Linked DNA regions of Homo sapiens: region 1 is linked to region 2. Evidence: read pairs that join two places in POLR2A ChIA-PET (ENCODE). Cell type or tissue: MCF 10A. All regions are shown on one strand. Links, peaks and the distances in the headings refer to the core of each region. The heading gives the core; the rest is flanking DNA. Region 1 overlaps UNC5C (unc-5 netrin receptor C). Region 2 overlaps LINC02267 (long intergenic non-protein coding RNA 2267).

Region 1 (12,606 bases), core at 4,763-9,762, 1.3 Mb after region 2:
CCAGGGGGGCGGATCCTGCAGTGAGCGGAGATCGCACCACTGCACTCCAGCCTGGGCGACAGAGCGAGACTCCGTCTCAAAAAAAAAAAAAAAAGGCAATGCACTCCAGCTGCCTATTTACTTGCTGTCAGACAAGCAAGTATCCCCACTTTATAAGTGGGATTGCTGAGGCCCACAGTGAACTTCCAAGACCCCATGGTGAATAAAGGAGAAAGAGGTCAATGAGCAGGTCTTTATCTGCCAGTGCAGTTTTCACTGTAGAACCCCACATTAGCAGAGATGAGCTCAAGTCTGTTGTCCATCTGTCCATTCCCAGTATAATCTATGGAGTTAGTTTCATGCTCTCAAAGGATATTCAGGAGACCATTAGCATATATGGAGATGCGCTATATTAATAGCCATCTCCATGGTACAAGACTAAGGAATTCACTCTGTCAGTATTCAAAAATGGTGATGGAGTCTTAATGGATTAATATATGTTTATGTATATAAAATAAAACATTCATGGTTTAATTAAAGTGTTTGTAAATTATCTTGATTTTATCTTAGTGAAAAAATAGGGTGTTTGTATTATTCAAGAGAGAGTAGATCAAATCCTACCAGTACTTTGATTGAAAATTCTGTAATCTCACAGAAATTCAATAAAGAATAATAATAAAAAGAAACAATAAATATATAGTTCAAATAAACTTTTCTATACCCCTTAATATTGATAGAATTCTGTATAGGAACATCATTTTCATGTTGTATCTATAAAAAAAGCACAAACTGAAAATAAAAGATGGTTAAATAATAAAAGGAAAACATTTTTAAATGTCAAATTTTCAGTGAGTTCCAAATAAAAGAATTATTTATTACATTCTCAAAGGTCCTAGATTCCTCTGCATCCTTGCAGCAAATGATTGGCAAATTGCTTTGATTGTTCATATAATATCAGTGTGCATTTAGAGTAACAGAGACCCTCAGTCATTTGAAGAAATCTTTTGAAAGTTAAGAAATGTTAAAGAAATAGTATTTAACATACTAATACATACTGTGAGTAGCAAAAATAGGTACCCTGTTACTCTCTGGTAGTTTCTAATTATACTTGAAAAATAACAACACAAAAATACACAAAGACCTCTGAGGCCCTCCCTGATCTCTAAGATGTCCCTTGCCTGGCTGTGTCCTTTCTGATCTGATCACGTAGTATTCTTTTCCCTGTGTGACACTGACTTTCTTGCTGTCTAATTGTTTAGACTATCCAACCTGCTTGCCATATCCAGCCTCCTACATTAGCTGTTTCCTCTCCTTGGGATGTTCTTATAGCAGATTTTGTATTATTTCCTTATTAATATCAACTAGTCCTCCCTTAATCAGTCTGGCTAAAATATCCCCAGCTTCTCACTCTTTCTTTTTTTGGAATTAGCTTATCTCCTCATGCTCCCCAACTGGAATGCGAGCTCTTTGAAGGCAAGGACTGTCTTCTTCATTATCATGTCCTCCAAACCTAGGAAACATCTGCCAGCGTTACCATTATGATAAATAATACAAGAAGAAGCTATACATACATACATAGCATATATTTGCATGAATATGTTTGTGTGTGTATGTGTGTGTGTGTGTGTGTATTGGCGCACACACTCATGCATGGACTTTTAGGAAAGAAATTAAGGACACGTCTGCATACATTACTAATTATTTGGCGCATTATTATATTAGGCTACATTTGTGATTGATTCTATATAAGACAGCTATTATTTTACCTCACCAAAATTCTTCCAGCTGTGAATAATAGAAGCAGAAGAGAATATATATTGTTAAAAATGATAAGTGTGCCTGTAGTCTCAGCTACTTGGGGGCTGGGGTGAGAGGACTGCTTGAGCCCAGGAGTTGGAGGCCAGCCTGGGCAACATAGCACGACTCCATCTCTAAAAAACAGGCGGGCTTGATGGGTCACACATGTAATCCCAGCACTTTGGGAGGCCAAGGAGGGAAGATCGCTTGAGACCAGGAACTTAAGACCAGCCTGGGCAACATAGTGATACCCTGTCTCTACAAAAAAAAAAAAAAAAAAATTAGCTGGGCATGGTTGCACATGCCTGTAGTCCCAGCTACACAGGGGGCTAATGTGAGAGGATCACTTGAGCCCAGGAATTCAAGGCTACAGTGATCTATGATCACACCACTGCACTCCAGCCTGGGCAACAGACCAAACCCTGTTTCAAAACAAACAAACAAATAAACAAACAATCAAAAAACAGTAGGGTCCTTCAAGACTTTGAAAGTCTTGAAGTCTTCAAAGATAATTCAATCTCTTTCTCTCTACCCCTGCGCTACTACTGTTAAGAGAGTTAAAACTCAAAAAGTTGACATGGTTCACAGCGTCACATGTCTAGTAGACTATACAAGCAATTCACCAAACTGGGCTCCTGAATGGAAGTCATAAATTCTTTACACTAACCAGGTTGCCTTTCTTTGCTCTGTGCTGGGTGATCCACCAACTGACCTGCTTAGCGTGTTAATCTTACTAGTTTACTATACTATTTAGCTTCATGAGAGCAACTTATTCTGAACAGTGCTCAAGAGTCCAGCCTCCTGAAACAGACTGTTTGGGTTTGAATTCTGACTGTACCATTCACTAGATATATTGCCTTAGTTAGGTAAGTCACATCACTGTGCCTCACTTAATTCATCTGTAAAACAGTGATAATGATACAGGTCTTTTGCTGTGATAATTAAATAAAATAATTTATGTAATTAGTTACATTACATATATTATGTGTCTATGTATATATATGTATTACATATTCATATACAGAACAGTGTAATTATACCTAGTTTTTGCAAGATCTCCAAAACATTGATTTGCAGAGTTACTTAGAATAAAGAAAAATTGAGTGCTAACTTAAACAAATAACATTAGGCCAAAGTAATTTAGCAATTTCTTTATTAGTCAAATATTGATTGAAAAATAAAACAACCTGGGCATATTTTTCACTGATAATCACAGAGTCCTCCTTCGTTATTCATTAAATAATTTTAATATTATCTTTTGAAACATACAATTTTGAAAGTGAAATTTACGCAAAGAGCATAATGCATTCATTTGAAGTTCATTTGGAAGGATTTCTGTATTAGCAGTTCCACTGCTTCCTTTTGTTGAGCTAGGAAATGAGGACATAGCCATATTTGTTCAGGAATGAATAGAAACATGACACAAAAGCAGAAGTCTGGTGGCCTGACATTGAAATTGTCCTTGTATATTAATTTTTTAAGCAGTTTTTAAGACACCGTTGAATTTAAGCAGCCTCCATAAAGGAATGCTTTTATGTGGTCAAAACCAAATTTAGAAATCAGAAATTCTTAATTCCAATAGTATATAGACTCTATTTCCAATGACCTGTCCAGTTTCGTTTTTATTTCTCTTTTTTAAAATTGAATGTGGCTTATATTTAATATTTGTGAAGTCCTTTCAGATTCTTCAAATGAGCGACTCTATATAAATGCAGAAATAGCATTGTTAATTCCCAAGAGTATTATAAAAATTACTTAATGTTTGTAAAGTACATTGAAGATGAAAATTGTGATGTAAGCAGTAAGTGTTAAGTATTATTTATTAAAGAAAAGCATGTTAGAGCTATGGTTGCTGATAAGTACTTTTTAAATTTCACCGAGTTTCTTTCAAGTTCACTGAGGCATGGCCAAATGTTATTCAAGCACTCCAGGAATCTTCCCTCCTTTTGGGACTTACTGCTTTTTTTTTCGGTGTCAGGTCTTCGGAATCTTAATTTTCTCTTACTAATTATCACCATTACTGCTATCTAAAAACCTAGAATGCCTTAAAATTATATACAAGTGAAATTAGCTATATATGCAGTATTTTTGAGTGGAAAGAAGTAAGTAGAGTCTTCTACTCATACTTTAATTAAAAGTCATACCAATATTTGAAATAATCATGAAAGTACTGAATAACTGGAGAGAGCCTAACATCCTCTCTGAATGGTATATGATACTAAATTGCTGTTAATGAAGGTTGAAAAAATTGGTCTGTTTTGTTTGAATTTCTTACATTTGGAGAGCAAAATATTTTTTAAGATGTGACTAAATTCATCTGGGTTGTCTCTTTTCCACATTTATTCCCTTCTCTAATACTAGCACATAGGGAAACAAACAGAACAAAGGCAGCAAACACAGGTAAGCCACCTCCTACTGAAAACAATCTACTGTCTCCCTTTCTCCATTACGTGTACTTCTGGCTTTCCTATCCGTGCAGAACAATAGCCTCTCTGTGATTTTATAATCTCTGCAGGAAAACCAACAAAGGTATCTGAGGGTCGCTGCATTGCCAGAGAACAGCAGAGGCAGAACCACCAATGGAAAGCAGAAGCAGCAACAGGTGGCCGATTTTGCACAAAATGCAGGAGAGAAATGTCTCCTAGTGCATAAGGGAAAATAAACAGCATGATTGAGTAGGTCAGCTCTTAGCTTGTCCTCTCTTCCTGTATTCTCTCTTTTTTTCCTCTCCTTTTCTAACATTTCAACCTCTAGGAAGGAGTTGGTGACAGAGTGGTGCCATGAAATTAGAAGAAAAAGACTGACATTCAATTTCTTAGTGCCTGTGGGGTCAATACACGCCCTGACATATGGGTTTACGTTTCCCACCCAATTAGCCAGTCTAAATGGGAATATTCATTGTTCTAAGCAAATCCAAATTGACATCAGCATCTCCCAAATTTATTTGACCTCAGAACACCTTTTTTCCCAAAACACCATTAACATCCTGCTTCTAGAATGCACTTTGGGAAATGATGCTTTTTATACAATCAAAAAAGTTTCAATTACATATTCAACTTATCACATTAACACGGAAGTATGTGACATGTTTTTGGAAGGTTTCCTTCAAATAAAATATTTTGTTTCCAGAAGTATTTCTCTTTCATCTATCAAAAGCATATCTGTGACTCTAACCATATCCAATAACAAAGGGGATGCTTGTGCTTTGTGTTAAATAAACTTTCCCTTAAAACATAAGAAGGAGAAGAGGAAACAAAAAAAAAAAAACCAAAACCTCATGTAACACTTCTTTTTGCTAAATGATTCAGATTTTTCCTCTTGAGTTTATGGTTCAAACAGCCTTTGAACCCTTCTTTACATCATCCACGCCAGCCGTGCTTATAAATCTTTTCCATTCTAGAAGCTTGAGATGTTTTATTATTTATCTGTATTTGTTGGGGCCAGCCTTGATAAAGCAGATTGTTTATAATGGAACTGCTTACTGCAAGGGCCTGTAAAAGAAAAATAAGCTCAATGTGGCCTGTGAACTTGGATATGCACCAGGGTATAATTTTTCCTGCTACATGACAGGGTAGAAAGAGACTGAAATCACTGATAGAGTTTTGGGAGATTTAAAGATTGAAAACAAAGCTACCTTGTACCATCTTCACTTGGGGAGAAGGAAAGACCCTTAGCATTTAGGGAAGACCTCGTCCTATCCTCCGTTTATTGATGGGTTTCCTCAATGATTATGGATAACTGGAAAAGGAGAAGATAGGTATCTAGAGGCTCATTTCTGGAAAACTAAATATCTACAGAAAGCAGCAATGCTCTCTGCAAAGTTTACAAATAAATCAATCAATAAAATCAGCTGTTTAGGAATGCACACACAATATTTTATATTCTGGTACATTTCATAGAATGTGTGCTTAGATTCATCAGATGCAGAATGGAAATAATCATATAGCAGTCCTTCCTTATCTGCAGGAACTATGTTCCAAGAACCCCTGTAGTTGCCTGAAATGATGGATAGTACCAAACCCTATGTACACTGTATGCCTAGCTCTTAAGGATTTTTGAGTGATAACTATATTATTGCTATCTCTATGTATCAGCAAAAAGCTAAAAACATTTTTTGCAAACCAAATTTTTCTGTTTTGAGACATATACTTTTGCATTATGCTATACTTTTCATGTATTTTTGTGTTCATTTTATTTATATGATATTTTCAAAAAGAGACGTTCCTATAGTTGAATTATTAAATAAGAGGATATCTGTTCCCAGAAAGTTATCTTGGCTCCAGAGCCACCAGAATTCATTCTTCTAATCTGCACTGATAAATATTGATATGTGGTAATTTGGGAGCTTTGTTTTAATGGGAGAAGAAGGTTTTTAATTTTCACTGGTAGTACTTTGACATGGTCATGGAACCTCTGAGTTCAGGTCCAGGGTCCTCACCATCTTTCTGAGAAATATCTTATTAAAACTAGAGTGGTCCCTGGCAAAAGCAATAACAACAGCAACAGCAAACAACAAATTTTTAGTTATGTTGATTGACTTACCTAAAATCCTGATCTGGTAGAATGGTGCCAATATATATCTGTAAATGGAGATCCTGTGAGGCAAAGTTTCTTTTACCATGAGTTTTGTTATAGTGATGGAAAAGAAAATTCACACATAGTATTAATGAATTTAGAAGCATGAATGTGCAAAGTTTACCTGCAGCTCTGCCTTTATCTTTACCATCCAAATAAACCACAGCTAATTAATCACACGGAAGTCCTGGGCTCTGATAAAGATCCTACCACTCTATTTTATTTCTTTGGATGCTGCAAAACAATTTAGCAAAGTTTTCTTAGTAGGGCTATTGCTTTTCTTACACAATCATGTGCCATTGCATGAGACCTTACCACTGATGCTCTATCAGCGTCAATGGCAGACCTTCATTTCAATAATAGGGCCCAGGTAATTCAACTTACTTGCAAATTTGCAGAGTTGCAAGAAAGCTAATTACAGTTGTAGTAGGTACCTACAAAATATGGGTGATGTCTGATAGTCAAAAATTTTCTGTAGTTTATTTTATAGTTTCTTATTTTATCATGTATATGCATGAAAGAAGGGCTATCTCCTTTATTTCCTAAAGGTTATTCAGCATCTCTTATAAAATTCTGTATTTTTTCCCAAGTGCTACAAGTTCCTTTTACAATATGCCACAGAAATAAAGAAAAGCTTTTTTTCTCATTTATACGATACTATGATTTGTAGATATTCAGTAAATGGAATTATTGGTCTTAATAATTTAAAATCTTGTGTACTTTTTGAATCCTTGAGAATTTTAGATTGTAGAAAAAGAACTATGATAGTATAGAAATGCAAATTCAATATTCAGGACTATCTAAATATGAATTTTTTGTAATATTTTAAATAAAATACATTTAATATATAAGAATTGACATGATACACTAATGTAAATCTCACAATTAGAATTGCATAATTGATTCACATCAATAATAGACCTATATTTGATGTTCAGCTATGCTTTTACTGACTTTCAAATGGTTTCTGTTTTGCTTAATTGGTTTGGATTTGCTCTGTCAGGTTTTTTCCCTTTATTTCCTCAGTGAGAAAGTTGCAGACCTGCTGTTTTATATGTCTCTGTTTTTTTTTTTTTTTCAAGAAAGAAAAAGGCAAGCAAAAATCTATGTTCGATTAAAGGCAGTTTATTCTGAGTTTATGAGCACTTCAAAAAAATGTCTCCTGCCTTCATTGAAGCATTATGAAAATCCCATAGTACATCTGTCATAGAAATTAGATGCTAGAAAATTCCATTAAAGATCATTATTTCTAAGATTATAATATTGGCTGTGTTCTAGAAAAATAGAGCATAATGTCATGAGGGCATCTTTCCCACACCCTTCCTCAATTGTTTTATTAGCTTATTCTGTATTTCTATTGGTTATAGATTGACTAGCATTATTCTTATATATATTAGCAAAATATTCTGATATTTCAGCAGCTTGAACGTGTTCATTTTTCCCTGAGTTACTCCTAGACTTAATTAAGAGAAACAACCTGGGGCCTTTTGTTGAGTGACCAGTCTTTACATTTTTAGCAAGAAGACTGCCTCAAAAAAAGTGCCCAAACAAGGATTAGACCATCCATCCATAGCAGTTTCTGTAATTAGTTATATATCTGCACAGCTCACAGTGTAATATTTGGACAATCACTCTGGTTACAATTTGTCTTTAATTTAGTAATTATGAGTTTTGTTTTTACTCTTTTTCCTATGGAGGAATCTTTTCTAGCTTCAAAAATATTTCAGAGTCCACCTCCAAGAAAATAATTCTTGCAGTTTTTTGAAAATATTATATATTATTTAATAGAGGGGTACTTCCTCCATTTCAGAAAAATATACTATGGGTTATTACTTTTTATCTAGCTGTTAATGATTGATCCTATGAATTTTCTCTTTGGATTTTTTTTTTCATCAGATAAATTATAATTTCTCATCTCTCCAGTTATTACCAACTCTGAAAATGGGTAATCTGTGGATATTATTGGAATAAAAATTATTTTAATATAAATTTGCATCTCTATTATAGGACACTTTTAAATTGTGGAGAAAAGCTTCATAAAAATCACATAAATAACAACAGGAAATTGTCCAATCAGTTCTGCTATACATGACATAAATGTTCCTTAAATTTATCTCACTATGCAAAATTGGAAATAAAAATCACAAGAGTTTGTGGGGGAAATAGGATTGGAGCATAACATGCAAAATTTGAATTAAATACACACAAATATAGAAGCCTAATAAAACTGATGGAATATTTCTACACATGCAAATGGTTAAGAAATATAAACGCTACAATAAATATGGACTTCACCTTGAAAGAGACCTAAGTTTGCTTATGGAAGAGGATGTTGGAAGAGTTGCAGCTTGGGAGTTACTGTGAAGAGGTGGAAGGAGGGTTATCTGAAATCAGACAGAAAATTGTAACACCAGATGTGGATGGGTATGGTCCCTAACACACATGGCAAACTGAGATACCTGTTAGATGTTTGAAGGGTTATGTGTATGTATTTTGTATATTGCTATGTAGCTTGGTTCATTGGATGCAGTTTTCTATAGTCACACATTGTTCCTCACAAGTAAAGTAATGCATAATTAGATGGGAAATTTGTGTCATGCTCAAATTTTTCCCTGTTAGTAATTCATGTTTTTAAAATAAGAGTTATGACAGAAGACTAAACATCTGAGAGACAGGCACTCTAACTTTCTAATTGAAGACGGTGAACCTAGCTGTGGTAAAAAAGAGGTGGCTATTTAATAATGTCACTAACATAAACATAATTAAATGACAACATTTTGATTTTTCTGTGTACCATTATGAAAAACTGAACATCAACCTCCCTGTCCAACTTGATTCATTCATTCACACTGGGTTTTGCACTGAGAAGTGACACCTTACTTGAAAGGGATATCAGAATTGGGAGGGCCACTTAGTAATCATGCAACATTTCAAAACCTTTTGTTTGTCTGCTTCCTTGTACTCTATCTCTGGAATTTGTGATTCCCAACCAGTCAGTACAAGCAACCATGGCACTGTATTCATTTAATGAATGAATATATTTAAGGGAGCAAATGAAAGTGTGGGACATGCAAAATGTATTCAACTATCCATTTCCTGTTGTACGTTTTTCTGCAAGAGCAAAACTCTTCTGTGATGTGTTGCTGTACTCTGAGAGAAGTTAACAAATATTGGTAGGGAATGGGCTTTGACAAACTGCAGTGCCTCTGTGGCCCTTGCACTGCTGTGCTTTCATATTCTGGAGCTAGACTCCAGTGTACAGAGTAGAAAAATAATAAGTTCTTTGAGCTGAAACTTCATAGTCACTGTGGGATATTCAAGAAGGAGACCAATGCGGAGAAAGATAATATAGTCATGGCTTTGAACTTTTCCTAGATTTTACTTGCCAGAAACCAAGCGAGAGTCACTCTGACACCTTATTATTACTAGCTCTCTTTCTCCATGTAGGGAAAAGTGCTCCACAGTCCATGTCAATAAAAGTGAAAGGGAGTTCACACATGAGAGAGAAGGTGGTCTGAATTTAGTGTGTAAAGGAAGTATATAAAGCTAAGATCTATTCCAAGCCTCAGCTTGGAGGCCACCTTCAATGGCAAGTCCGTCTTTTCCTTTCCCTCCGATTCAAGTAAGGTGCCCCTTCTTGCGTTTCCAGAACACTTTTCAGACTGTATTATATGTATCTGTTTCATTGTCGGGTACAGAGTAGGTGCTTAGTAAACATGTATGAATGAATGAATAAGCATTGGATCTCAGACCTTACTGTGAAGAGGAAGAGATAAAAGATAAATTTATAAATTGATTATGAGATAATGTGATGCATTATTGTAGAATGAACAAGTAATGTCCAAGAAAGAAGAGATCAAAGAGGGCTATAATTCATTCAGTCAACTGCTATCTGCATCCTGTTTCCCTGTGTTAGATGAACTAGTGGATTAGAAATATATAGTCCCTACAATCATGGAACATGTAAACTAACAAAGCACACAGACATTAAACAAAGAAAACATAAACATGTATAATTCACATTTTGATAATAATTATAGAGCATAACTGGGAAGACATAATCTATATGGGCAGGCAGGGAAGGCATTTTTAAGGAAGTGATATTTAAAAGTGATGATCGAAGATGAGGAGGGACAAAAGGAAGGATTAACTTGTGCACAGGCTGTGAAGGCATCAAGAGCTCAGCTGTGTGAGAAAAAGAGAGAAGGCTGAAGATGAGTGAGCTGGGTAGGCATGCTGGGCTGGCATCGTGAGTAGAGAAACAGGCTGGAGCCAGATCATACTTGGTAGAAGGTTTGGATTTTAACTGAGATGAGTTTGGATGCATTTGTCAAAACTCAGTGAATGTAAACTTAATATTTGTGAATTCTATTTTGTGTAAATATTGCATGAAAAAAATCTAAACAAATATTGAACTCTGGTTAATGATATACATGTTTAAATATTTACTGGGACGGTTCTTGGGTTTGTAATTTACATTGAAATGCATCAAAAAGATAAAATTGATAGAGGAGTGGATAAATATATAGAAGTATGATGAAACTAGTAAAGTAAGTTACTAATAAATTGAAGTGGTAGATATACAGATATTCACTGCAAAATTTCTTCAACTTTGCTGTATGTTTGAAAATATTCATAACAGTTTTGGAAAAAATAAATGCTCCAAAATGAAAATAAGGAGATATATAATAATCATACAAAATCCCAAAACCCAAAAAGAAGGATTATTCTAGGATATTACCATTTGATTCTTGCTCTGTGATTTTTTATTTTTATGGAATTGATACCTGCATTTTAAAATAATAAGCATATCTCATCACTTTAAAGAAATCATTTTAAATTATTTGCATCATTTTACATTACTTAAACTATCAAATCTTTGATGAGGTATTTCTTTGACTAAGTATAAACACAAATCTCTTAGACTAGAATGCATCAATCCTCAACTGTCCACCCAGTACCTGTCAGTGTGGCAGAAAGGAGGTGAACACACTGGAGTCTATTAGTGTAATCAGTTCTCAGCAGAAGATTCTACTTTTAAAGTTTTTTAAGATTTGTGGTTGACGTAACTGACATAAAAGAAAGAACAATTGTTTCTTTGAAAGTAGCTAAGGGTACCCAAGAGTCTCAGTGTATTCAGTAGTTTAGATTCTAACTTGTTTCTGTGAAAATGTAAGTAGCATAGTGTGAAGGCTGTGGAGCAGATTGCTCTTTTCCTTGATGAGTTGCTACCCACTATGAGCATTTTGCTGATAAATTAGTGCATCACACAATGTTAGAAGCCTTGTGCTTGATCTCCCCATGTTTTCAATGAAAACATTTCCCTTTTATTGATGTTTGTTCTTATTGACCCTTTGAGGTCAGAAGACAGAGTTTCTTTATTAAATCAGTAAATCAGGGGTATTTAATTGGCTCTAGAAACTTCTGAGTGGTTTTGGCCTATTCCAGCCCCAAACAGGGTTCTGACCAACCACTGTGAATTCTGCTTTTCCAGGAAGGTAGGGGGTGAGGGATTATAACAGGCTCTGTGTAAATTGTCACTTGCTCATTGCCTTCAAAGCACTGGTTTTCTTGGTGTAGGCAAAACGCCAAAATCAATGTTTTTGACTCACATAAAGAAATAGTTTAGCATTTGGAAAACTGTATGATTATCCCTCTTTTTCTGACAGGCCATCAGACATTTAAAAAATAAAATATGTCTTAGGTTTTTACAGAGGAACTTATTTTTATTCTTCATGTTACATCAAAAATAATGACATGAGTGTTGGCCTTAGCAACTGTGTTAAGATCAATGATACTGCAGGAACGATGAAAGTAGACTTTTATAATGAGAGCAAATGGCCCGGAGTCTGTGAGAAATTGCTGAGGATCCTTTTACCGTAGCACCATTGCTAATTAAAATCTAAGAATCAACACCAAGATTGTTCAGGAAACACAAATACTGATTGGAGAACCAAACTTGAGGGTCATTCCAATTTCTAAACTATCTTCATTGGAATTTAACTTTTTAAAAAATGTCTCCAAAGCGTCATAACCTCACTTCTATTCATTTCCTTTTACATCTCTTACATTTGTTTCCCTAGGCTTTCTGTTCTTGTGCTTGAGATCATTATTACTTGATACGGGGCAGTGACAAATGAGGGAAGCAATTTGTTCAGAAATCATGCCTGTGGCAAGTATTTCTAGACTGGAGAATGTAGCCTCATTTATCATCATCATTATCACTGAAAAGCTATAGGTCAGGAATGTCTTAAG
Region 2 (12,606 bases), core at 3,616-8,615:
TGAATTTTTTTCTCAGTGATGATGTGAAACAATGTGAGGTATGAACTACACAAGAACAGAGACAGAATAATATAAGTAAGAGGTAAAAATACTGGAAGCTCCCTCATATAGAGCAGAGAATAGAACCTGTTCCCAATAGTCACAGTAGTATACCTCATAATTTTCAGGGTAGTGAAGAAACTTTTCAAAATGTTTTTGCCTTAATAATGAGAAGAATTAAACCCAGACTAAGTGATGCTCTGGTCCTTCCTGCAAAATCTTTAAAAGCAAGATCTGAAAGACCATCAGAATTGGTAACTATGTGAATAGATAAAATACTGTATATGATTATGTAAATCTTTTCAAAAGTTACTTGACTATTAAATGCAAAAACAACTCATAAATGTGTGTGTGTGTGTGTTTTGTGTGTGTGTGTGTGTGTGTGTGTGTGTGTGTGTAAAACAGTATGGCACCAATATCCCAAGGACTGAAAGGGGAGAAATACAAGTATAATACAGTGTGCTTTTATACCGTATATGAAAACATATACTATTACTTGAAGGTAGACTATGATAAGTTTCAGATGTACACTATAAACCTTTAAGCTATCACTAAAAGTACAACTCAGAGATATATCTAATAAGCCAACAAAAATCTAAAGTGGAATTTTAAAAAATACTTAATGTGAAAGGAGGTATAAAAAGAGCAAAAATGACGAAAAGAACAAGTAGAATAAATTGAAAATAAATAGCAAAATGATAGCCAAAGCAAACCATATATAAACTAGCATTGAATGTAAATTAGAAGACTGATTATCAGATTAGATTTTAAAAATCAAGATCCACAATATTTTAAAAAATATAAATATGTTAAAAATTAAAGAGGTGGAACATAATATGTAATGATAACCTTAATTTTTAAAATTTGGAGTGGTTAATTTTAATATCAAACAAAGTCGATGTCAGAGAAAACAATATTAAAAGGGATGATAAGAGCTAATAAATTGTAATGAAAGAGCTCGTTCATTAAGAGAAAATAACTATCTAAAACTTTATGTACCTAATAACAGCTTCAAAATATATGAAGCAATAATCTATAAAACTTCAAGGAGAAATAGACAAATCCATAGCTATACTTAAATATTTCATCACATTTTTCTTAATATTTGATAGAAATGTTAACGAAAAACTATATAGAAGACTTGAACACATTGTTAACAAAATTGACCTAATCGACATATATGGAATACTCCACTCAACAACAGCAGAATAAATATTATTTACAAGTGTACATGTAATATTTGCCAAGATACACCAAGCTGTGGGCCAGAAACAAGTAAAAATAATTGAAAGTGATTTACATCATGCAAAATATGTCCTTTGATCACCGTGGAACAACAGAAAGATACCTGAAAAGTCCCCAATTATTTGAAACTAAATAACACATTTCTAAACAACTCATGGATCAAAAAAGAAAAAAGACACTTTAGAAAATATATTTTACTAAATAAAAATGTCATTAAAACATATTTTAAAATTTGTAAGATGCAACTAAAATATCACCTATAGGAAAATATGTAACGTTACATGCCTATTTAATACAACAGAAGAAATAACTCAAGTCAATAATTTTGTTTTCCACCTTAAAATCTGCGTAAAAAGCAAATAAAACTCAAAGTAGACAAAGAAAAAATAAACATCAGAGCGAAAAATCAATGAAAAGTAGACCAAAAAGTAGAGAAAAAAAAACGGAACCAAAAGTTAGTTCCTTGTGAAGATCAGTGAAATGTATAAGCCAGTGAAACTATTCAGATGCAAGAGAAAAGAGAGAGAATATACAAATTCCAATATCAGGAATGAGAATAATGACACCTTTACAAATTTTTCAAATACTAAAATGATAATATAAAATATTAACAACTTTATGCCAATGAGCTTAACAATTTAAAAAAGACTAAATCCTTGAAAGACACAAACCATTAAAGTTATTTAATAAGACATAGAAAACTATCTCTATATATATTAAAGCAATTGAAATTTATTTTTAATTCCACAAAGAAAACTCTAGGTCATAATGGCTTCACTGGAAAGTCTAACAGACATTTAAGGAAGAACAGTAGGTAAAATTTCTCCCCAAATTAAAGAGGATCAATCATATTTAATGACATTTTATAAGGCCAACATTACTCGAAAAACAAAAGCAAATACAAACCTGAAAAACTATACTTTTATTGCCTATAATGATAATCTCTAATGAACATGGATCAAAAGGTTAACAAATTCTTAACAAATCAAATCTGACAATATATTAAAAAGGATGATATATTATAACCAAGCAGAGTTTAATCGTAGAAACGCGTTTGGTTTAATATATATAATATAATATATTTTAAAAATTGATCGATGTAATTTACCTTATGAACAGACTAAAAGCAAGAACGTTATATGATGATCTCAGTAGACACAGAAAAATCATTTGATACTATGTATATACACTTCTTCTAAAAACTATGAGAAAACCAGAAACGGAAGGGAACTCCCATTAGCATAACAAGGACAATTGCAAATAGGTTACAGCTAACGTCATATTTAATGGTGAAAGATTGAATGCATTCTCCCTAAGATCAAAAACAAAGCAAGAATGCCATTGTTTACTTCTTCTGTGTAAGCTTTTTCCATTGGATATTCTAGCCAGTGCAATAGGCAAGAAAAGGAAGAAAAGCAATCCAACCTAAAAGTAAAGGAATTAGATGGCCTTTACTTGCAGATGACATAATCGTCTACATAGAAAACCAAATCAAACTTACATATAAGCTATTTGAACTAAAAAGTGAGTTTAGCAATGCTGTGGGATATATAATATCAATATTAACAAACTCATTTGTGTTTATATATACCAGCAATAAGCATAAATTGAAAATTTTTAAATGCATCAAAATATCTATCTTAAAAACTATCTAGAATTTATGAAAAAATCTGATTAATGGTATGTGAAGGACCTAAACACTTAAAACTACACAAAATTGCCAAGAGAAATAAGTATTAAAAAACAGAAGTAAACAATTTTCTTAGATCAGAAAACCTAATATTTTTCAGATGTCAGTTCCCCCAACATTGATCCACAGATTCAATACACAACTGACTCAATCTCAGTAACAGTTCCAGAAAGATTTGTAAGGAAAATGTCCTAGATAATTATAGAACTCATATAAAAATGCAAAAAATTATACAATAATCCAAACAACTTTGGAAATAAAGGAAGCAGTTATAGAAATTACACTACTTGACTTCAAGACATTAAAGTGACATTAAGCCAAACAGTGCAGTATTGGTATGAAGACTGACAAATAGAGCAATGAAACAAATAAAGAATTAGTAAATAGTGCCAAATATGTGTAATGAACTGATTTTTCACCATTACAAATGCAATTTAATTCAGAAAACAGACATTTAAAAAAATTATGCTGGAACAATTGGATATCCATATGAAAAAATAAATAAAAACTCCGATTCATACTTTGTAATATTTAATAAAGTTTACTCAAAATTATTTATAGTCCTAAAGATTTATTTTAAAATTATAAAACTTCTAGAAGAAAACCAAGGAGGAAATCTTTGTTACCTTGGGTTAGCCCAAGATTTCTTGGAAATAACACTAAAAGCACAATCCATTAAAAAAATGTACATCCTTCTTTGTGAAGTGTCTGTTTTTGTGAAATATATTTTACCATTGTATCACAGGGTTGCTTGATTCTCTAACATTGCTCTCTTTCTTCTTGTTCACTTCCTTCTTCACTGTCTATCCTCTGTTCCTGTTCTAATCAAATAGAGGTGAGTGGCGAGTAGAGTTAATGTGGTTCTTACTGGAGAGAGTGGTTCCATATAATCTGAAGTTACAAAGTCGTTAACTTTGAATTTACTGATTGTGTCCTCATTTCTTTTGGAGAGTTCTTAGGTGAATCCCATAGGCAGAACTTTTACCTCTTGACAATGTTTTCTATTACTCTGACTCACAGGAGTAACTTCAGGCCCCGGTTCATTGATGTTCAATTCCACATCAATGTTCCACAATGAATCTATACTACTGGATTTCCTTCAATCTCTTTGGTGATCCTATTGAAAGAAAAATTTAAGTGGTTCTAGATTTACTTGATTTTCTATATAGGACAGTTATGTTGCCTGGGAAACATTCATATGTTACTTGATCCAAGAAAATCATGGAAGTTTAGCCTGATCCTAACATAATCACCTCTATCTTACTGCCTCAGGACATACTTTAGCTGTTTTTTTTCCTTGTGATTGAGTCTGGCCTCAGACTTCTTTTCCTCTCAACTGCAACAAATCCATTTCAAGGTCTCTGAGTGGTCCCATAAAGGCCCCTTCATTAGACTTTAGGCGAAGGAGGTGTTGACACCCACCTCTTTCAAGAAAATGCATAACACGGCAACAACTCTTTAAATAAATATCTGTACGAATTCAACTTTTTCTCTCCATGCTGTCACGATTATTTGATATTTTCAAAATGAGTAATGGAATTCATGAGTCATGGAACTGATTTTGAAACTTCAAACATTTATTTTATAAATTATCCATATGAAGATGTAAATTTAGATTTTCTTATCCTTTTTTGTATGCTGTTTTTGACAACTTTTTATTTTAATGATTCTGTTTCATGCAAAATTTAGATTCTGAATCTGATTGCTTATGTCAAAAAATAGCAATTCTGAAAAGGCACAGTGTTCCAAATGTTACAGTATAGTGTCATAAGATCCACAGTATGACTTTCTGAGTTAGTAATACATGCTTGACCACCAGATGGGTAAGTTAGATAATGTACTTAGCTCAAATTATCTCCTTGCAATATGATATTATGCCATGAGATGATATCAAAGATCCCCTCCAGTTCTACCATTTTATATTTCCATATAAATAATAATATTTTTAATCACAAGAAGAGTAAGTACTATGTTAGGAAGCAAAAACGGTTATAATAATACTAAATAATACTAAAAAAAATAACGATAGTGAAAATGTTCTCCCTTACTTCCACTAACTGGATTTATAGTAACAATAAAGAATTTGTAGTTAATGTATGTTAATATCCTAAATATGCCTCTTTTTAACCATTTGTGAATTGACAATCCTTGGTAATTTATCCTGTTTCTATTGAAAGCTTATACCTTCAGAAGTCTCCCCATCTTAGTAAATTCTAAATCTACTCTGGTCATCTGTCACACGTAAACAGAACTTGTCTATCATTCTCTTTTACCTTTCTTCAACTCTGGTCACCTCCATATCTGAGGCCATGCTAGGGGATTCTCTCCCCTCTCACTAAGGTGTTTACTATTAGGCATCACTGTCATTGCCTCCCTCTGGGTAACACCATTGCTGCTGTCAATATCCACAAGCATTTGTGTTTTTTGAAGACCTTAGTCTGATAAAGTCAATTTGTGAACCTTATAGTAGCTGGCAGTTTTCCTTTCTCTGCTTGAGTGTTGTTTATCTCCTCAGGGAAGCCAAAAGCCTTTGTGCTTATACTGCAATATGTTGCAAAAACTTTTGTGAAATAAATCTTGTGGCCTTTATCTACAGTTACTGTCACTTCTGCCTACCACATGCACACACACACACACACACACATGCATCATTTCTCCTTGTCTTTTGTGAAGAATGTAGGAATGGATGTATCAATAGTAAACAAAAATTAATTATTGTGATAAGTGAATGATAATTTTTACTTGGAATCTAGCCAGATTGTGTGGAAAGAGAAACAAGAGCAAGGATAGGCACATGAATAGCAAGAATTCATGAGTGTGTAATGTGTGTACTGTAGTGCCTCAGAGATACGTTTATTGTGCTAGAATGTGCTGTACTTAAGGGATATGCCATTTAAGAACTAAATCAAGAAGAAATTGTCTTACAATAATGTGGTCTGTATTCACCAAAGCTAAACAAATGAGGGGAACTGCAAGTTATTCAATACGTGTATTATTTGATAAACATTTTTTGACAACCTACAGTATGGAAGGCACCATATCACAGTGGCTGTAAAAGAAGTGGCTACTTTTTTCACACCAGGAGAAAGCGAAAAATATTGAACTTGTCAGCGTTTGAGTTTTTAAATATACCACCTCTAATAGTTTGCGCTTGTGTTCTTTAGTGTAATCTTGGCCCAGTGCCTGAGGACTTTGGAAGAATCACCCATTCCCTATGAGAAAGTGAGTCAGAAGACACATTTGAGTTACAAACACCTTACTAAATTCTGATTATCCCCTGACTCTAATGACTAATGTTTTGTTACTAGATCAAACTTGTCTGCTTTTCTTTCTTCCCATAGCGTAAATAGATTCCCAAGAGACTTCTAAGTTCTTGATACAAACAGACTTTGACTCAATTTGACAGACTTTCCCAGATATGCACAAATACTAATATTCGATTGAGTTGACATGCAAATTGGGCTATAAGCAACAATCTACATGTGTCTAGATAAATTATTCAAACTGTTTGTGCCTCTCATTTTTCACTTGTAAAATGAAGAGTAATAACACATATTTTAAACTTTAACCCATTTCAAACCACAAAGTCTTAAATAGATGAAAATAAATGCATGTGCTACTGACATAATAGAGATAGGAAAACCAAGAACAGGTAGGGAAATCTGAATAAAATAAAATATTTAAGCCAGATTTTTTTATTGATATAATTATTGAACTTCATTTTTGTTATGAGCTTTCATGCTCCAGTTAAATTGGGAGACACAGTCAATTATTAAGTTTACTTTTTTTTTTTTTTTTAGACAAAGTCTCACTCTGTCATCCAGGCTAAAGTGCAATGGTCTGATCTCGGCTCACTGCAACCTCCATCTCCTGGGTTCAAGCGATTCTCCTGCCTCAGCCTCCTGAGTAGCTGGATTTACAGGCATGCACCACCACACCCAGCTAATTTTGTATTTTTAGTAGAGAAGGGGTTTCTCCATGTTGGTCAGGCTGGTCTGGAACTCCCGACCTCAGATGATCTGCCTGCCTCGGCCTCCCAAAGTGCTGGAATTACAGGCATTAGCCACCACACTTGGCCTAAGTTTTCAATATGAAAAATAAACTTGAGTTCCACTTTTACTTAGAAAGCCATTAAGAGAAAGATATTGCTTCCCCACCACCAAAAAAAGCCATACGAATTGCATAATTATAACTTTACCCCTCTAGAGATTTTGTAAGATTGAAGTTGTAGGTGAACTAAATTTCAAAGAGTAACAAGCATCTTGAGAGATATAGGACATGTTGAACATTACATTTTAGGCAGATCACAGGAGGAAGAAGTGATAGACATGAACATGAGCCAAAAGTAAACCTGTGCATGCAGACATGCATGTGGTAAGTGGCTGACACCTGTGGGCAGGACTGATAATGCCAATGTACTGAACTCTTCTTTTATGCAAGTAATATCCTGGGATTATGTTTTCCACTCTAGTTATTGAATGTCACAATAACTGAGCCATTAAAATGAGAGCATTCCTTGGATGCGTGTCAAATAGAATAACTTTTCCTACCTAATGTCAACTACACAAAACCCTGAAGTCATTTTTATTTGCATCATATATGGATGGTGACTTTTTTGGAGTGGAGAAATTGCTGATTTTTATTTTAAAAACTTTTTGAAGGGGGCCTTCATCATGAATTACTAGAGGCATGTGACACTTGCCTCCTCCACAAGGAAGAATCAAAACAGGGAGTGGATAATCACACTTTAAATAGAGTATCTAACAGAGATCACTAGAATGCAACAAAGAAATGACAGAAAACACCTGAGGCGTGGAAGAAGGAAGCAAGATAGCCAGCCCAGCCGGGATCGGCTGTGAGCCTGCAAAGGCTCCTTAGTATTGGGAAAGAGTAAATGAGAGGTCCCCAGCAATCCATATTCATACCATGGATTCCTGCAATCCTTATCACAGGAGAGCTCCTCTATCCCTGTAGACTCTGAGACTAGTAAAAGGAGCTACCTGGAGTCTATGCAAAGGCAGTGCTCCAGAGATGAAGTTCACACTGGGGTCTCACATCTCACACAATTCCTGAAACCCAAGCAGTAGTAGCATGGCACCATTTTGAGATCCCAACCCCCATCAGACAGTATTAGGCCCCGGGTTCCAACAGTCTCAGCATTTCCACATCCCTGGAGACCTAGCAACATCTCCTACATCCATCCAGAGGGATGTAGTGGCATGACACTTGTTGGACCCATAGTGCAGGCAGATCTCCAGCACTCTAGCCCACACACTATCCTATACTTTGGAAAATGAATGATGTAGCACACTGGGGAGGCTGCTCTCAGGACAAAGGGAGCCAAAGTATATGCTCCCTAGCATCTGAGTGCCCTCCGCCTAAAGCTGCTCTTACTGATAGCATCCAGGCTCCCCTCAGCAGCACAGCCACAGTGCACTTACACATGCCCTGATGATGGGTTCTCCCTGCCAACTGCCGCTGCAGCCACAACTACCCAAGCACACTACCCAGGAACTTCAGAATTGGCTCACCCTCCAACCCCATTCACAGCTTTTACCTATGTAGCCCTGAGGACCAACTACCAGGAGCCACTTCTCCCAGTGCCTGAGCACACCACCCAGGGGGCCTTGTCAGTCACCTTGGGTATGCCTATGCACTGCCGGGAGCCCTAATAACAGGACCAGAATACCTGCAACAATTAGTGCCCAAGCACACCATCCATAGGCCTGGGGGTTTCCCTGCTTAGCCCACCACAGCCTGCACCTGTGTACACCGTCATGGGGCTTAAGGATAGATGCACCCAGCCTGGCATTGTACCCCTGCAGTTCCAGCACTCTATCTGGAGCCTGGGGATTCACCTCTATCCCTCTATCAGTTGCCCTGGGCATGCATGCACACATTTAGAAAGCTAACGGTATGCTCAGAACGACTGCCATTGCTGAGCATGCCATCCAGAAGCCTGGGTATTGCCCTGCCCTATCCACCACCACCAGCACCCATACACTCCTCCTGGGGACCTGAAGATGGACCTGCCCAGCATGCTGCCACCACCATTGCTGGAACCCCCTCCACACACACACCACTTGGGGGCCTGGGGACTGGCCCTCTGAGTCTGTTGCTGCCAAGGCTAATACCACTTTGTGCCACCTGTTAGCCTGAGGGTTGTTCTGCCACAGCCACTGCCATCATGCATGCCATACATGCTGCCCAATGATCCAGGGACACACCTCCATGCGAAGTTCACTGCTGTCACTGCTGTCACTTAAGCAAGTTGTATGAAGGCCTAAGGAACAAACCAATAACCCACTTGAACCTGTTAATATCAGTGCATGCATATGTCACTTAGGGGTCCAGGAGAAGCACACACAGCCCACTACTATAACAATTGAAGCCAAGGACTGGCAACCTGACATCCTCATCCCCAGAAAATCATCAACACAGCCTCCACTGACAACTTCAACCTAAGCCACTGAAGAAATCACAAACATGAGTGATGCTGTTTACAGCTGAAGAAATGCTTCAAAGACTGCATTACTGCATGCACACAGAATCAAAGCTAAAGTGCCTTACCAAACAAACGCCATAGGCATATCTACAGGAAAAAGTCTTCCACTATGAAAGCCAATCCAAAAAATTGGAAAAGTGACTGTTATACCAGATGCACAGGTATCAACATAAGGACACAAGAAGCACAAAAAATTAAGGAAACATGACACCTTCAATGGAGCACAATAATTCTCTAGCAACGATTCCAATGAAAAAAAATTATGAAATGTCTGGAAAAGAATTTAAAATAATAATGTTAAAGAAGGTCAGTAAGACACAAGAGAACACAAGTAAACAATACAAATAAATCAGAAAAACAATTTAGGATAAAAATGAGAAGTACACCAAAAAGATAAATATTATTTTAAAAAACCCCAGAAATCCTACAAATAAAAAAAATCAATGAATGAAATAATAAATACAATTGAAGGATTCAACAGATCAAGAAGAAACTGTTTCAAAAATTGAAGATGGGTCATAGAAATAACCCAGTAAATACAAAAAATAAAAAATAAAACATAATTAGAAAAGCCTACTTGACATATGGAATGCCACATAGTGACAGAATTTTCTAATAATGGGTGTTCCAGAGGAAAAGAATGGAGTAAAGGTATAGAAATTGATTTAAGGAAATAATAGCTGAAAACTTCCCAAAGTCTAATAAGACATTTAAATATCCAAATACAGGAAGCTCAAAGATTCCCAAACACATGCAACCTAAAAACGTTTTATTCAAGACACATTGTAGTCAATCTGTCAATAGTCAAAGAAAAAGGGAGAATTCTAAAAACAGCAAGAGAAAAGAATCAAGTCACATATAAGTGAAATCCCATCAGAATAACAATGGATTGCTCAGCAGAATCCTTACTGGCCAAGAGAGAATAGGATGATATATTCAAAGTGATGAAAGAGGAAAACAATCAAACAAAACCCTGCCAGTCAAGAATACTACACCCAATAAACTTATCCTTCAAAAATGAAGGAGAAATAAAATCTTGTCCAGACAGGCAAAAACGGAGTCAATTCATTACCACTAGATCAGCTCTACAAGAAATGTTTAAGGAAGACCTATGCCTGGAAGTGAGAGGATAATATCCACTGTCATAAAAATAGACAAAAATCTAAAATTCAATTATTAGACTTTTGAAAGAAAAATACACATATGAGGAACAGAAAAGCCTGTTTTTTTTTTTGTTGTTATTGTTGTTGTCATCACTACAAAAAACACCAAGCTGCAATGATAAACAATGAAAAGAGAAGAAAAGAATAAAGGATATAAAAAACAATCAGAAAACAATTAGCAAAATGACAGAAATAAAAACTTACATATCAATAATAATGCTGAATGTAAATGGATTAAATTATCCATTTAAAAGATATAGGCTGGATGAATGGAAAAAACACCTTACCCAACTCTATACTACTTATAGCAAACTTACTTCACCTGTGATGTGTCATATAGACTGAAAATAAAGGGTTGTAAAAAGATATTCCACGCAAATGAAAACCAAAAACAGGCAGGAATAGCTATACTTGCATCAAATGAAACAGACTTTAAGTCAAAAACTATAAACAGGGACAAAGAAGGTTATTATATAATGATAAAGGGATCAATCCAGCAAGAGGATATAAAGGAGCACCCAACACCAGAGCACCCAGATACATAGAGCAAATATTATTAGATCTAAAGGAAGAGATAGACTCTAATACAATAATAATTGAGGATTTTGGCACCCCACTCTCAGCATTAGACAGATCTTCTAGACAGAAAATCAACAAAGAAACACAGGATTTAAGTGGTACTTTAGACTAAATAACCTTAACAGGTATTTACAGAACATTTTATTTAAAAACTGAAGAATACACATTCTTCTCATCAGCACATAGAACTTTCTCCAGGATCCACCATATGTTAGGCCACAAAAGAAGTCCCAATGCATTTTCAAAAACCAAAATCATATAAAGTATCATCTCAGACCACAATGGAATAAACCAAGAAATCAATAAGAAGTTTGATAGTTGTACAAATACCTGGATCTTAAACAACATGCTCCTGAAAGACCATTAGCTCAATTTAAAAAGTAAGAAGAAAATAAAAAAAAAATTGAAACAAACGAAAATGCAAACAAACCTACCAAAACCTATGGGATACAGGAAAAACAGTGCTAAGAGGGAAGTTTATAGCAAAAAATGTCTATGTCATAAAAGCAAAGGATTTTAAATAAAACAACCTAATGATTCAACTCTAGGAACTAGAATAGCAAAAACAAATCAGAGCGAAAATTAGTAGAAGGAAAGAAATCATAAAAATCAGAGCAGAACTAAAGGAAATAAGGACTAATACAACTATATAGAGAATCAACAGAAAATCAGTTTTTTAAAAGATAAAATTAATCAGCTGCTATCCAGACTAACCAGGAAGAAAAGAGAGGACTCAAATAAAATCAGTAAGAAAAATGGACACATCAGAACAAATAACTCAGAAATACAAAAGATAGGCAGAGATTATTATGAACAAATTCACACTAACATACTGGAAAACATTGAGGAAATAGATAAATTTCTGGACACATAAATCTTACCAACATTGAATCAAGATGAATAGAAAACCTGAACAGACCAATAATGAGTAATAAGATTTAATCAGTAATAAAAAAATCTTCCAATAAAGAAAAGCTCATGATCAGATGGCTTCACTGTCAAGTACTACCAAACATATACAGAGGAACTAACATCAATTCTCAAACTCTATCAAAAAATTGAAGAGGAGGAAATTCTTCCTAACTCATTCTACGAGGCCAGCATTATCCTGATACCAAAACCAGAAAAGATGCAACAAAAAAGAAAACTGTAGGCTAGTATTTCTGAAAAATATAGACACAAAAGTCCTCAATAAAATACTAGCAAACAGAACCCAACAGCATATCAAAAAGATAACATACCATGGTCAAGTGGGATTTATTCTTATTTTATTATTATTGCAAGGATGGCTCAGCATACACAAATCAATAAGTGTATGCAAGGATGCAAAGATGGCTCAGCATACACAAATCAATAAGTGTGATATATTCCATTAGCAGAATGAA

What was found. ChIA-PET counts read pairs that join two places held together with the same protein. Peaks named below come from ENCODE experiments on the same cell type or tissue, not always from the same donor. Only the 100,000 strongest peaks of a DNase experiment are listed, where the experiment ranks them.
Region 1: POLR2A ChIA-PET joins it to region 2 with 6 read pairs; 2 of 35 experiments call an interaction of 5 or more read pairs at or near these places.

Annotation. Positions count from the first base shown.
Region 1 is chr4:95,431,821-95,444,426 of GRCh38, reverse strand. All of the region lies in intron 1 of UNC5C (unc-5 netrin receptor C), which reads left to right. Among named protein-coding and RNA genes, the nearest start is that of UNC5C, 110 kb to the left of the region's middle. In MCF 10A, for the core only: no CTCF peak of the experiment used is centred there; no DNase peak of the experiment used is centred there.
Region 2 is chr4:96,760,171-96,772,776 of GRCh38, reverse strand. The region is part of intron 3 of LINC02267 (long intergenic non-protein coding RNA 2267); the gene reads right to left. Among named protein-coding and RNA genes, the nearest start is that of LINC02267, 460 kb to the right of the region's middle. In MCF 10A, for the core only: no CTCF peak of the experiment used is centred there; a DNase peak (open chromatin) is centred at 6,176.